2 separate regions of the Mus musculus genome follow, and region 2 is linked to region 1. Evidence: chromatin loops called from intact Hi-C (ENCODE). Cell type or tissue: left cerebral cortex. All regions are shown on one strand.

Evidence for each region. Peaks named below come from ENCODE experiments on the same cell type or tissue, not always from the same donor. Only the 100,000 strongest peaks of a DNase experiment are listed, where the experiment ranks them.
Region 2: a loop joins it to region 1, with 2.2 times the contacts of the local background. A loop is called at or near these places in 2 of 42 quality-filtered maps.

What each region holds. Positions count from the first base shown.
Region 1 is chr14:71,968,822-71,976,821 of GRCm38, reverse strand. No RefSeq gene overlaps it. Among named protein-coding and RNA genes, the nearest start is that of Gm35079, 70 kb to the left of the region's middle. In left cerebral cortex, no CTCF peak of the experiment used is centred here; DNase peaks (open chromatin) are centred at 2,683, 3,624, 4,060 and 4,383; H3K27ac peaks cover 2,061 bases.
Region 2 is chr14:71,886,959-71,894,958 of GRCm38, reverse strand. The region is part of intron 3 of 4930434J06Rik (RIKEN cDNA 4930434J06 gene); the gene reads right to left. Among named protein-coding and RNA genes, the nearest start is that of 4930434J06Rik, 34 kb to the right of the region's middle. In left cerebral cortex, no CTCF peak of the experiment used is centred here; DNase peaks (open chromatin) are centred at 3,149 and 3,341; H3K27ac peaks cover 916 bases.

The DNA of each region.
Region 1 (8,000 bases):
TTTGGAGTGATAACTAGCTAATATTACATAGGACAAGAATTGATATAAGCTCAGCACAGTCCCAGATAGTTCATGTTTGTAGCTCTAGCAGCCTATACGAAGTATAGATCTGAAAATAATGTAATATATTTGAGAAAAGCCTTGTTCGTCATGCACTGTGGATCCCCTCAATGATAAAACATGCAGGAGAAGGACAGCTAGTTTAGAGACGTCCACTGTAGTAGGAATGAATTGAGTCCAAACTCTGCCATGTGCCTTTTACTGACATCTGAGTCCATGATCAGCCATATGTATTACAGTTGCTCCAAATATTATATTGGGACTGAAGAATTTCATTTACTTAATAAAGCTAGAGATGTCATGAAATAATACCACAGTCCAGTATCTGTGTTTGTGGTTGGGCTAATATAAGTAGACCTGGTGTCTTGACCATTGAAGGGAGGATAGCATTTCCTTCTCTCCAGCTCCAGTTCTGCATCTGTTAAATGGATTTACTGAAGAAAAAAAATTACCTTAAAGATTGTAAAATAGCTTCCCAATGTGTAACTGGTAGTCAATAAATCTCATATTGTTAAAGTGTCAAGCTGGCATGCTCTAATGTATTTCTATGAGCATTGTCCCCACCATTAGGGTGATGAAGACCCCCACAATCCCTTCTACTACAACCTCTTTTCTCACAGAGCTCCCACCTCCTTCTTTGCCCCTTGCAACTGCTGCTCAGTTTTATGTCTCTCAAGTGTCACTTGCATGTTTTCTGGCTTCTTCCTTTCACCATGATTATGAGATACATTCATATCATCGCAGCTCCCTACAGTTCCTACTTTTTCACAACTAAAGTCAAATTTTTATTTCTTGTTTTAATTTTGTTTGCATGATTGTTCATTTTTTTAGAGATAATTCTCTTCATGTCGCAGTAAAATAAAGGAACAAAACAAACTGAAACCACAAAGATTTTTCTCTTACATTTTCTTCTGGAAGTTATTTGGTTTTAGATTCTACAATGTAGGTCTGGGTGTGAGCCCATTGTATTGTTGTTAAAGGAAGTCACAGAAACTTATAAAATGGTCCATATTATTGACCATTTTATCCATTTTGTCAACTTTTCCCTCTATGCTGCATACTTTTCTCTCTAGGTCTCAGGTTGAATTCATCTGCTATCTCTTTTGTATCTTATTTGAGGACATTGATTATTTTACAATTCAATTATTATTAAAATCTTTACCTAGGAATATATCTATTTCAGTATCCTCAAATTTGGGAGTTGAAAAATTATAATTTCTTGTGGAAGTCATGTTGCCCTTTCATGTTTCTCTGTGTTATAACTCGTACATCTATTAGTTTTAATATCACATCTGGCTTTACTGGAGGGACTTTCAGGTAAGTGTAGAAATAGGAAAGAAACGAGATCAAGTAAGTTGGCATGAAAATGAGAAGGGAAACGAAGCTAAATAAGCAAAAGAAAATTGGGACTATGATTGTAGAAGAATGCTACATAAGATCATAAAAAGCAATAAACTAAAAATATTAATATCAGGAGAATGAAATATAAATATTTGAGGCTGTTTTAATAAAATAACTTTGAAATACAGTTGAAAGAAGATAATATGGAAATTCTTCAAGAAGGAAAGAAGGACAAATATGAAAGGAAAGAAAATAAATTTCCCAATAGCAAAAAAAAAAAAACAATTTACAAATAAAATTAGATTAATTTATGAAATGGAACTTAAAACATAGTTTTTGAAAGTATGATAAAGTAAAAAGGCAAAAACTTTGAACAATAGGCAAAAAGAAAAAAGAAATCAGTGAAATATTGGAGTGGCTTTGTTCTGGATCCTTGTAAATTGGAATGTGCCTATTATTTTAATGGTGTGGTAGAGTTGTTGAAGTGGAGAACTTTTGCCTTTCTTATGGTTGATCCTGCTGTTAAAATTGGTTTGGATGTTGAACAAGAGTCTGATGCCCAAGAAAGCTGTGTTCAGTTTTTAGTGTCCCCTCTTTCTGACTGGTGTCAGGACCATAGCCTATTCTTCCTGCATATGCTAGATGTAGGAAGATGTTTCTAATAACTGGAGTTGCCCTGAAAGCAGTGAGTTTTCTGATGACTGATATTAGGATCTATAAAAGAAATTCCTCTCCATGAAGACTGAAAGCAGCATGTTGTTCTCTATTCTAAAAAACTCTAGGGATAAACAGATTTCTGTTTCTTTTCTGCACAAGTATAGCAATCACTTAGATGTGGGGTTTCCTTTCTTTCTTTTTATCCTAAAAGGTATTGATTCCTCTTTTATGCTCACAAGGTAACAAAGCAAGAAGAAAACCTGGCATCTCTGCTTGCATTTTGTGTCCCCTTTATTTGGGGTCAGAATGCTGCTTGTCACTTCATAGGTCAGGTTCATCACTCAAGGAGTATATGCCTAACCTACCTCGTTCTGCTTCAGGTTGAAGGTGCAGAGATAACTAAGTCTCAAACCTGCAGCTACAGGGAGTAGTAGCAAAACCTGGATAGACAGACCAACCTTCAGAGAAGGGTAACTTTCCATGATGATGAAGCTGCTTTGTGGGGCAGAAATAGTGGCCTTTCAGGATCCAGATTGCTCCTCTCAAATGATGAAAACAACAAATTCTCAGAAGATATTGAAGAACCAGAACTGAGACACTCATTACCAGACCACACCCTAACCAGCTTGGCCCCATCCCAGCTCCTTCTCAGCTTAAACCTAATGTCTATGCCAGCTGCCCAAGATAAACTTGGATTCACTGGGCCTCTCCATTTGACGGTCTTCTGGATGCATTGATTTAATCTCCTCTCTCTTTGGTTCAGCATTTCCTGTCTTTGTAATTGGCAAATTGGCACAAGTGACTGAGCTTAGTTTGGCTGGGACTGCCAGAGCCAAGGATTTAGCTCTAAAACTTGGATTTTAAGGGCAGTGACTTGGGAGAAAAGGTAATTCTGAGCTCTGAGGTGTGTCCTTAGTGCAGTAGTCAGGATGCTAGTCCCATATTTCTGAGCTCTGCCATACATTTAATGGCTCTATTGGTATTTATTGGCCATTCATTCTGTACAGGTACTATGTTAAGATGATAGGATAATAAAAGACAGCGGGTAAAGTCAGATGCAATGAAAATGTCTACAGGTATTGACTGCCAACCTGATCAACTTGACATCTGCACATAATATCACCTTTCTGCGCATACTCCCTAAGCAAGATGCAGTTTCATATATACAAAATTGCTTACTAAGGACTTAGCCTCAAAATTTTATGATAAAATTAGAAACAAGGCTAACACACGAAACAGCGACATTCTGTTATTTTAAAACTTTAAAAACTACACTATCACATGGAAAAGTCCCAGAGCCAGTTCATGGTTGTCAAGTGGATTCTGCAGGAAATTAATTTTGTGAGGCTAAATGTCAATGTGTCTAGGGTGATCAGAGGAAACTCAGTGGGGAACATAAGTCTTGAGCTTATGGGAAGTCTCAGAATCTCATCCTCAGAGGATGACAATTTCAAAAGCTTCCAAGTCTTCCTTGGGAACATCCTACTCTCCAGATAGCGAACTATTGGAGAAGGGATGGCATTTTCCCTCATGTTTCGTAGGACATGCTGGAGTTTAAAATAGGAGTCTCCAAGATGGTCTGTGGGTGATGTGAACAGCAACGTAAGCAGCCCTGTTATTATTAGACACAGATCGTTTTAGGTTAGTGGATATGACTGTTCTCTAAAAATGCAAAGTCTGAGTCACTATATAGGCCTCTAATTTAAAGTGGTTGCCCTTTACCAAAATATAGTCTAGCAATTCTCTGATTATGCCAAGGACCCTCTCCTACTTAAAGCTCACTTGTAAGCCAAAAAGAGAAAGTTGTCTCTTTGTCTTTGAATAGGGCAAGTGTCTGTGTGATTCATTTCCAGGAAAAGTTAAGGTAAATCAAGATCAAAGCTACCTGTCTAGTGATATTAAATGGATCCCCTTCTACAAGGGAAGAATTATATAAGCTCTTCACCTAATACCATCTAGGAGCTGAGAGACATACTGCTTTTTCCAAAATAAAAATCTCCATTGCCAATCAGATGGTATGATGCCTGGAATCATGCCATCGCTGACTCATTTCTTTCATTTTCTCTCTCCCTAGGTTCTTTGAGGTCCAAACAAACAAATCATACTGAACAGCTATAGAGAAGTTGGCCATGTATGTACTGTTGATTTGGAGAGGGAAAGTAGAAGCCAGCATGACAGTAATATGCTACAGGCCAAGGAATCATTGATTCTCTTAGACTATACCTATTTGTGAAACATCATACCAACTTAGTCTAAGAAGAGAAAAATCTAGTGTCCAGCACAGCTCTCAATCCTGAGTTTTGCTAGGCCCTCCAAGAGGAATAAATTATAGTCATTCTCTAGAAAGGCAGTGGGAAGTGCAGGTTCAGGTTCCTCTAGGAACTCCTATCTCTGAGCACTCCTTGGGCTTTCTGTAGATAGCTCCTCCTATGTTGCTTCTTGTGGCTTCACTCAGCAGTGGCTTCTCTTGGATATTCAGGGAGTTTAGCATTCCTATGCCAATTTATCTATTAATATCTATGTATACATCCTCCAAAGACCAGGGCTTATGCATCCTTCGTCATCCTTGATCATCCCACTAACTAATAGCTATCAGGGAAGTCATTCAGACTAATACCTTCCTTGTCAGTTAAATGCCTTCACAAAGCTTAAAGGAAAGAGAGACATGGAAAAATAACAATAAACAAAAAAACAGTATATACTTGTAAGTGGATAAAGCAAAATATCAGGAAATAATTTTCCTATCAAATGAAATCATGGAAATTTTCATATAAGTGTTCTTAAAGTCTTCAATGATGTAATGGTAATCTCCTTTATACCATGAACAATGACTTATGTGTCAACAATGATGGCAACCTCCAGTGTCTCAGACAGGGGAATGTGGGACCCAAGAACTGGCTGTGACTTTCTGAAGATGGGTCAGAGATTCAGTTACATGGTAAGGAGCTGATGGAGGCAGCCATAACACAGGAAGAAAATAGTAAAAGAGTTTCCAACTAGCTGGGGAAGTATAGCTTCAAGTGATCCAGGCACCCTTTTACTCCTGGAAGACTACAAGATTAATAGGTTGTCAGAGGTGTTCAAGAGAAACAGCACAGAGAATCTGGTAAGAATTAAAGGGTTAAGATATCTGAGACAAACAAGCAGGTTGACTAAGTATGGATACATAATCCAAAAATGAGTTCTCATTCAGTATAGGCAAATGGGTGAAAGTGAATGAAGAGATCAAAGTAGAAGACTTGTCTATACAGGTATATAAAGGAAAATGAAAAAAAACTTATGTCTTTTAGATTAACTTGTTCCTAAAAATTGTTCTTGAAGAGAGTCTGGTTTTCATGGAAGGAACTCTCAAGGAACAAGACAGAGACTCGATTGCTTCCAAGGCTACCTATGAGTAATGTAGTCCTGAACACTGCCAATAAGTTCAGGTAAGGGTCTCATTGTTATGCAGCCTCTCTCAGAATTCAACCAGACTTCACCTGAGCTAGACCTGAAGAGCATCTTTGGAATGGAGAATATGAACAGCCATGAAACGAACTGACCTTCTACTGAGCCTGAAGCAATGATAGAGTTCAGAGAATTGTATCAGCCGCCTTTCCAAAAACTGACAGATCGCTGCAGTGACTTCTTGCTGCACTGAGATGACCAGATGGCAAGCTCATCACCAAACATCCAAAGATGGGTTGTTGGCAGCATTGACAATTTGAGTGGTTTGAAGCAAAAAGAACAATTGGGGATTTCACCACTGGGGTCCAGTTTGTTAGTTTGGTTTCCAATACTTAAGCTTTAGAAGATATGGTTAGAGAAGTAACTGTGGTTAGAGAAGTAACTGATCATTACAGAACACAAGGGTTGATAGAAATCGTCCATCAGGTGCCAGGTGCTAGATAATGTTTAGGGAAGCATCTTTGACTTACAATGTGTGTGGACTGAGTTAATTAACACTGTGAACTAGTATACAGACTGCCTTCTGTAGTGCCTTCCTGGGCCACCCTTCTCTTCTCCAAACTTGTTTTGGCTTAAGGACTTGGGTCTTCATGAGTAGCCCCCTCCCCTTAGGCTAAGTTCATCTAGAGCAGGTGGGAAGAAGCAAAGAGACAGAAGCCTTTGCTCCGGGTCCTTTCCTGAGCTAGATGTCTGACTCGTGTGCTTGATCAGAATTCTCACGTTCTGTCAGAAAGAACATTTTTCAAGTTCTGTCGCGTTCGCTCTCGACCAGCAAGAACGACACGACCACCAGTCCTTCTAACAGCAGTTTATTCAGCAAACTTCAGTCTTCCTCTCTCTTCTTTCTCTTCATCTATATCTTCCTAATAATAATCCTCTCTTGAATAATAACCCTCTTTCTAACCCGGGCCCCTCACTCTTATATACTCTCAGCCCTCATCCACTCACAGCAGGCCACGTCACCTCACCAGGTACGCAGCTTCAGCTAATCAGGGCAGCAGGGGCATATCTCCACCAAAATGGATTCGCCAGTATCCTGGTACACCTGCGCAGCTCTCATGATGGTTGTGGCTTATATTCAGGTGAGGAAGTCAGGTGCAAGTCATAAGACTTAGCTGCAGTCCCTGGCGCCTTCTTGGGACTGCCGCCACACCCGCTCCTCACAAAGTTCCAAGCTCTTCATCCTCCTCCAACCACCCCAAACTCTTTAAGAATATCTGAGCTCTTATTTTTCCCTTCAGATTGCTAGACATTGCCATTGATGTTAAAAGATACTGCCCTCATCTTCATAAATAGTCCTTACCTACAGTTCTCCTTGTCTATTGTCAAGAGTCATCTCCTTTTTAGCTTTCAGCACAGATACAACCACCATAGACCCATTCTCCAGCTTACTCCATTCCTGCTTGTTGGGCACAGTCTTGCCCCCCAAGGAGTGGTTATCAAGGACAAAGGCTCAGTACAAACCACTCATACCAAGTAGGTGTACATCTTTTCTTCAAATTAATCTATTCTTTCATATATTACATCCTGACTGTAGTTTCCCCTCCATTTTCTCTTCTCAGTTCCTCCCCCCACAGTCTCCTGCTCCTCATCCACTCTTCCTCCTTTCCATAAAGGGGCAGGCTTCCCAGGGATATCAAACAATAGGATACCAACAAACAATCAAGTTGCAAATAGACTAAGCACCTACCCTCATATGAAAGCTGAGCTAGGCAACCCAGTATGAGGACAAGGGTCCCAAAAGCAGGCAAAAGCATCCAAAATAGCCCCTGCATCCTCTGTTAGGAGTTCCAGAAAAAACACCAAGATACACAACTATTATATATATATATATATATATATAGCCTAGGTTATATACTATATATATATATACATATACATATATATATACAGCCTAGGTTAGCACACAGACTCTGGAATTGTTGGTTTGGTCTCACTAAGACCCTGAGTCCAGCTTTGGTTCTCTGAGTTTCTTATGGTGTTCTTGACCCCTCAGGGACCTACAGCCCTTCCTCCTCTTCTTCTGCAGGAGTCACAGAGTTCCACCTAATGTTTGTGGGCCTCTGAATCTGTATCCATCGGTTGCTGGATGGAGCCTCTCTGGTGGTGTTTATGTCAGGCTCCTGTCTACAAGTACAGATGCACACTGTTTTAAATTAACTAGTTTAACACTCATATCTTACTGACAAAGATGACCACTGTTCATTGCATTGCCTTCCAGTAATCCGTGAAACACTTTCCCCAGCCATAGCCTCTCTAATTATTACTCACCTACCTCACAGAGCTGCAGGTAGGACAACTGACTGCAGTGACCTGCAGTCCAAGGTTACCAGTTGAGAAGTGTTAGAAACAAAATTTAAATCCCAGACCTCTGACTCCAAGTTCAGGGCCCTTTCTCCCAAAACATGCCTCAGGATAGCACTGTCATTACACAGCTGACAGTCACCACTCTGATGGGACTCTAGGGAGTTGACAGTTGCTGTATTACATTGATT
Region 2 (8,000 bases), 82 kb after region 1:
TGCCAAATGATGAGAAGTCTCCTAGCTTGTAAGCATCCAAGCTGGGTCCCAAGCAATGGATTCAGATTCTTTAATTACTCTAACATCATAGGGTAGAGAGACTCTGCCATTCTCTATGCTCCCACTCCTCCTTGATCTGAGAGTGGCAGCCACTGCCCATGCTTAAAACAGCATGACTAAGAACTGCAGAGTAAAAGGTTTTCACAGAAATAGTATTGTGTGACAGTCATGAATCCTAAAGGAGACTTGAGGACTCTGAAGGTAAAGGGCCTTTTGTCCCAGATTAGGCTTTCACCTTCCTATTGTCAGAATAATCACAGCCCAGTTGTCACTTGGATATTAGGAGATTCTCTATCATGTTCCTGAAACAGGATTTCTATTTGAAAATTTAAATTTGGGTTTAAACTTCAGGTATTTTATTTTATTTTATTTTATTTATTTTATTTTATTTTATTTTATTTTATTTTATTTTAATTTTCCTGTCTCCTTTTTGCAATCCTGTCTGTGGAGGGTTTTATTTAAAGAAATGACATTAGGCCTACAAAGAAAATAAGGGCTCATCTATGAAACAATTATAACTAACAGGAGCTCCTCAGATATCATTTAAATTTACCATCAAGCTGCCCTTCAAGGCAAACTTTATTTTCATTATTTTATAGAACTCAAGTTTGAGTCTGAATCAAGGTATAAGATTTGCATAGCCCACCAAATGAAGTCCATGAATGGACAGCTTCTATTTCAGGCCCACCCATGCCCTGTATGCTTTCATTACAGCACTCTCACTTCGGTGATGTTCCCCAACCTTGAGTTTCCTTGTCTCTGTCAGAAAGACCCTTGGACCTCAAATGTTATTATCTAGCTTACGATATCTCTCTTCTCATAACTTGCCTCCCAGTGAAGGCACTTTATTACTGGCTGTATTCTCAAATACATTTTCCTTTTCCAGCCACTACAATTTTCACAAGCAGAGGGGCGTTGTTAACTCGAGTTTTCCTTGCTGGACTTGACATTGCCTGATTGCATTCCACTGACATGCCCTCCTCCCGCTGAGTTGCTGAGATGGTCCCCTATCATTTCTGCATCCCAAGCTGGCAGGGTGTGTGGCTTTGCAGTGTCTTTTTTCCACTCCAAAAAGAATAGGATAGAACAGCTTTATGGATGAAAATCAGAGGCTCATGTAATGGGAAAGCCAGATTACTGCTTTCCTACCAAGGGAAAAGCAAAGCTTACCAACATGAATTTGTCCTCCTGTCTTGTCCCCTCTCTTTCCCTCCCACCTGAAATTCTGACTTTTTATGTGTGTTTTTGTCTTTCTGAGGGGGAAAAAAGATGTATATCTTGATAGAGCATTTCTAAAGTAGAAAGGGAGAACAAATAACAAAGGAACTGTCCATGGTACCCAACGGTCCTATTAGTAAATAATCCATTGACTGCTTGAGTCACAAAACTGCAAACAAGAATGGGTGACTAAAGACTCTTCAGTCATCTATTGGACATTTTGCAATAGATTGGACAATTGAACAGGTTAAAATTAATGGTGTACATCCTTCAAGACTTGCTGGGATTAAATATTCCCCACATTGTGTGATGGCCCAAAGCAAAACACAGCTTGGGAGGAGGAGAGACAACCGAGGTGAAGAGGCATATTCTGAAGCAAAGAACTTAAGGGAGTGAACTTAAAGAATACTGGGAAATGTTTATCTCAAAGTCTTGGAGGAGCAAAGACAGAAAAGGCATGCGGTCTCAGAAATAAGTCTTTCAACCAACAGAACTCTCTCAATTAAGAATGGCTGGCAACTAGAAGCAGGATCATATCCTACATTGTGGTAGGACATGCTTGAATCTATAGATTCAACTCTCTATAGATCAGTTTGCCACTTACAAATGCAAAACAGAGAAATGGTCACCCAACCCATGAAGTCATTCAGGGAATGGAACAAGATGGTATGGAATTCCAATACATGCCCAGATCCCATAAGCACCCAAGAATTATTAAGAGCTCTCTACAGCTCTTTGCTTTGATCAAGTCCAAGCTACAGGATTTATAAAGTATGCAAGGCATTTGTTTCTCCTGCTTCTCCACAGAAGCTTTTATTTTGTCCCTTACTCTTTTCTCCAGGGGGAGAGGGTAAGTGGAAGAAATGATGGCAAAAATCTAAGGAAGTGATCAGGGACTTGCTGGCATTTAATTACTAAGAGATGAAAAGACATAAGAGGTGGGGCTTAGAGAAGTTGCGGGAGTCTTTGGGGAGACGTGGAGCCTCTCTTTATTCATTTTATGCTGATATAAGAGGATTCCTGAGATGGATGACTTAAGGGCATAATTATAACGTATAGAAGTGCAACGCATAAATGTATTTTTCTGGATACTGATAAGCTCCCAGTCAAGGGACCCACATCTAGTGATAGTTTCACTTTCTTTGGTCATAGTAGAAAGCAAAATGATGAGAAAAGCGGGGAATGGGTAGTAGAATCAAACTACAGCTTCAAGCCTCTTTATCATTAGCTAATTATGGGGGGGGGACTTCATGACCTACACACCTGTTTACCTCATCTCCCACTACTGTTGAAGTGGAGGTTAAGTCTGGAGGCATAACACAACCATAGCCCATTAGTACTTTATGCTCAATATATAGCCAGCTATAGATATATGATAGTCATGAATTAGTTCTCAGAATGCAGTTCATTGTGATCCTACTACTGAATCACCCTCTAGTTTACCAGGAGAGCTAAAGTGCTAACGGTTCTGGTTATTTTGTGACACAGGTGGTCTGTGACAGAGATGATCTCATTTAAGATCAGCTGGCTCAGTCCCATGGATAACATGTAGGTGCTAGTGGGAGGCAACTATGAAAAACGCATTTTTTTTTTTCAGAATTTGCTGTGCTAGACAGGGATAGGCTGTGAAATCTCCTTTTAGGCATTCAATTTGTCAACAAAGATTTTGCTCAGGCCCCTCTATGAGAGTCATTGATTTAAACACTTTGTTGCTTTTGTGCAGACCTTATCCTATCTGTCTCAGGGCAGAGCCTGAGCTGAGAGAGAAGGAAAGTGTTAGGAGCTGGCTGCAAGGCTGACTGCGTGCATGTGGGGACTTTTCTGACAGACAGGCATTCAACCCACATTTACTGAGGCCTATCTGGCTCAGCATCATGATAAGCACTGCAAGAAACACAAAGATGAATAAAACATAGTCTCTGTCCTTGAGGATCTCACAGTCTAGTGGATAAGAGAATCAAATAAGGAAATACAAATAACACAAAGTGATGTTTTGAAATAGAGTGGTATAGAGTGTGCTCCTGGAGAAACTGTAACCTTCAGCAGGACGCGTGGGAAGCCAGGGCTCCCTAAACTGGTGCTTAGTAACTGGGAAGCCAGAACCAGGCTGAGAGGCAAGAGTTGGATGAAGACGTTGAAACCAGCCAGAAGCTGAGTGAGGGTGCCAGCAGCAGGGCCGGAGTGAGTCACAGAAATTCAGAGGGTGATGGTCAAAGCATGAGTCGTTGTTTTGGTTTTGGTTAATTTGGTGCATTTTATTTTGTTTTATAAATGTGAAGATCAACCATTTAGACAGTGGTACTTTACTTTGTAAGTCACAAGGTTAGAATCAAACTATGCACTTCAGCTAGACAGTGACAGAACAATGTCAGGAGTCTTGGAACTTTATCTTACATAGTCTGCAGTGAACAGACACTGTTTAAAAACATAGCAACCAGGGTTGTAAATTTTCCAGCATGGATTGTAGCTGCTCTGATTGTTCTGATGTGTCAACTTGTACCATGTTTAGTATTCTGCTCATGCTTAGTCAATGCTGACATTAAAAATGGCACTTAAACAGAGCTCCTGTATGGTACTTGCTATGCTAGTTAATCCCAGTGTGTGTGTGTATGTGTGTGTGTGTGTGTGTGTATCTGTGTACATAAACATGCAAATATGCATATAGAAATGAGAGCTGAATTGCGAGCATCTTTCCCACTCTCACTGAACCAGGGGAGTGCTGATTTGGCTAGACTGGCAGGTCAACATGTCCCAGGGTACCACTTATCTCTCTCTGCCTACCCAGGACAGAGCTTACACATGAATGCCACAGTGCTCAGATTTTGGGGGATGCTGGGGATCCAAACCCAGGTCTTCATGCCCATGCAGCAAAACACTGTACCAAGTGAGCTTTCCCCCCCAACCTGTTCTACTCTAAGCCTTGATCTATGTCCTGATAACCAGGAGGTTGGCTGAATCACTAATCTTTGGGAAGACAGAGAGAAGTACAAAGGGAATTTCTGGGGGCAGAGGAGAGGGCAGGAATGAAGCAGCTTCATTGCATACTTACTTAGAGTTTGACCCACAGAGGTCCTGCTGTTTCCCTCTCTATTTTAGAACTGGCCCTTTTGGACAGGACAACTGTGTTTCCTTCCTAGGAAACAAGATCACATTTCCAGAGGCAAATGGTTTCTTTCTTTCATTTCTCTGGTAGCCTCCATGTATCTAACATTCATTAATAAAGCTCCAATCCCTTGCCACAGGCATTTGGATTTGATTGAAGAGTTCAATATAAATGAATATCTAGAATGAACCATTTAGAAACACACTCCTCCCACAGTTAGGAGAAGTAGCTTCTAAAATGTCTACCTCTGTACAGGTGGTAAAACATGCTTCTGGGAGTCCTGTGGATCTTTTGGACATAGGCTCTGCATGACTTTGAAGGAGTTTTCGGGTCCTGATTCTTGTTTTCTCGTTATGAACAGCTGTCTGGTCATTAATCCAAGGGGTTCTTCTGATATGCATTTCCATTCATTCTCACCTATCACCCCACCAGAGGCCCAAAGCAACAAGGCCACTTCATTATGACTTGAAGACATCAAAGCAATTGGCTAAATAAACTGTTTCTCTTATAAGCTATTGGGCTCAGGTATTTTATTACAGTAAAGGGGTGCTATTTAATATAATCGTCCTTTCCCTACAGTCATTCTCTTTATTTTTTCCACCCAAAATTGTTCAGATACTGTGTTTATTTGGAGATAGAAGAGGAAGATAAAGGGCTCTAGAGCAGCAGTCCTCAACTTGTGGGTCTTGACCCCCTTGGAGGTGGCATGTGAAATATCTTGTATATTAAATACTTACTTTTTATTCATAACTAACAAAATTACAAGTTATAAAGTGGCAATGGAATGATTTTATTCTTATATTTGGGGGTTATCACAACATGAGGAACTGCATTCAAGGGTCATAGCCATAGGAAGGTTGAGAACCACTTCTCTAGAGAATCCAACAATCTCTCTTCCATTTTCCAGATAAAAATGGTCTATAAAGTTATGTCTCATAACCCAGGACAGAACTGTGCTAAAATGGCATCTTTGAATAAATGCTGTTTTGCTGAGATGGAATGGATTTCCTAACAGCCTCCTTGAATAGGAAATCTTTTCTAATTGCGTCAACCATCCCACACCATCTTATTCACATGAGCAATATATCTTACAACATTTCTGGTAATTCTGAAAAAATTGTGATACATGATAGAAGATTAATAGGGAGGAATTCATACCATTTAGAAGCTTATAAACTAAAGAAGCTTTAAGTAAAGACTTGGCTTTGATTCATAAAACTTTGTAATATGTAAGTTAATCATGTAAGACAGGAGGGAAATAGACATTTTTAAATATGACCACTTTTTTTTTATCAGTTTGAGTTGTAGTGATGATGATGAAGGTGAAGATGATGATGAAGGTGCAGATGATGATGATGATGATGATACCCTAGACTGGGTGGTTTAAATGACACACATTTATTTTTCACAATTCTGGAGTTTGGAAAGTCCAAGCTTAAAACACTGGTCAATCAGAGGTCTGAAAATAAAGAATGTTTTACAGCTTGCTAATAAAATTGAAAACCAAGGCCTCTTTTTCCCTCTCGTCCTTTTCTCTCTCTTTCTCCTGTGAACTGGAGTTCCCCATGTTACACAATTCTCCTGCCTCAATCTCCCTAGTGCTGGATTCAGACATGTGTGAGCACAGTCAGCTTCATTTCCTTTCTTGTGAAGGCACTGATCCCGGTCTTGAGAGCTTCATGCTTAGGACTTAAAGATCTATCAAATGTCCCTCCTCCGAAGACCATCACATTCAGGGATCAGGTTTCAATATAGACATTTAGGAGCAGGGCATAACACTCAGCCTGTAGCAGGAGGCAGCAAGAAAGAAGTCAATTAGAAAGTAAGCTGTTCCTCCCAACAAGGATGCCTAGCACAGGTTTTAAGAAAGGCTATGCGAGTAGGATAGTAAGGTTAAATCAGGTGGAACAACATTATGAAGTAACCAGTACCCCGGAGCTCGTGACTCTAGCTGCATGTATCAAAAGATGGCCTAGTCGGCCATCACTGGAAAGAGAGGCCCATTGGACATGCAAACTGTATATGCCCCAGTACAGGGGAACGCCAGGGCCAAAAAATGGGAATGGGTGGGTAGAGGAGTGTGTGTGTGGGGGAGGGTGTGGGGGACTTTTGGGATAGCATTGGAAATGTAATTGAGGAATATATGTAATAAAAAATATTAAAAAAATATCTTTATAAAAAAAAAAGAAAGAAAAGATGCCCCGAATATGACCAGAGACCAGGCCTTATGGAGTTTTCACAACAGCACGGAAGATTTTGACTTTTACTCCATGGAAGTTAACAGAGATGGAAGTCTTGCAAATATTACTCTGTATATTTCCTTTGACCACATGAGAAAGGAAAACAAGGTGACTGCTAGGGAGTACTACAATAATTGTGACAAGGGACTATGTTGGTGAGAAGGAACTGGAGGAGGTGACAGGGTGGTTCATACCCACTTCTGGATGTGAAATGGGTAGATTTCAACGATAGCATAAAAATGTTTTTGTAATAGCTCCAATCCATTCATTTGTAAGTTTCAACCTAACACTTTAAAATGAGTCATTCACCAAGAACAAAGCTTTATTAAAGTCCCAGAGGCTGCAACCACAAAGTGAAGGTACCAGCAGACTTGGTGTCCAATAGATGATGCTCTCAGTGTCCAATATGACACCTAGCTACCTTCTCACAGAGTAAAGGGGATAAGCAGACTTGATGTAAGAGCATAAACTCCATTCATAAAGCTGAACCCTCACAATCAAACCACCTCAATGAATACCTCACTTTTTAATATTATCACACCAGATGTCAGGGTCTAACATATGAAATGGGGCAAGGGAGTCACCAATGTTCAGAACAAAGCAAATTAAAAAGTGTAAGGCACATGTAATTTAAGACCCCATCAAGGAGACTGATGTAGCAGAAATTCAATTATTCTAGGATTAAGACTGGTGGATAGCAAGAGCATATCAGATAGTGTGGACAAAGTAGAAGACAAAAAAATAAAAATCACAGGTTTTGGAGAAAAGGTAGGTTGGGAAGTTTAAGATAAGTAAGTGAGATGGAGTAATGGTTATGCTTGTCAGTTTGATGGGATTTGAGTCACCATGGAAACAAATCTTGAGGCATGTCTGTGAGGAGTTTTCTAGATTAGCTTAATGGAATGAAGACATTCCCTTCGTGTGGGCAGCCCAGTCCTGAATGAACAGGCGGAAGTGCTTGAGCCCCAGCAATCATCTTCCTCAACATCTTGACTAGAAGTGCTGTGTACTGGGGTCCTCAGGTTTCTGTATTTGTGATTACCCGACCATGAAGGACCCCCTCAAACCTTGTAAAATAACTCCTTCCTTCCTTAAGCTGCATATGTCAGGTGTTTTTGTCCTAGCAACACAAAGTAATTAATATGGATGGGTACACAGAAGTTATGGCTCTAAGGATTCTTGTTAGATGCATCTTGATTTCTCACGACCCAGATTCATTTTCTTTTCAAAAACATACCAAGGATACTCTCAAAAAGTGGTTGTCTGCCACAGCACTGATGACAGGTGATTGGCTGGCTTCTTCTGGTATGTTTTTAACAGGCTAATTCATTAGATCCTGATAGCTTCTTCTTCTAGGCCTAAGTTTTGGTTTTGGAACA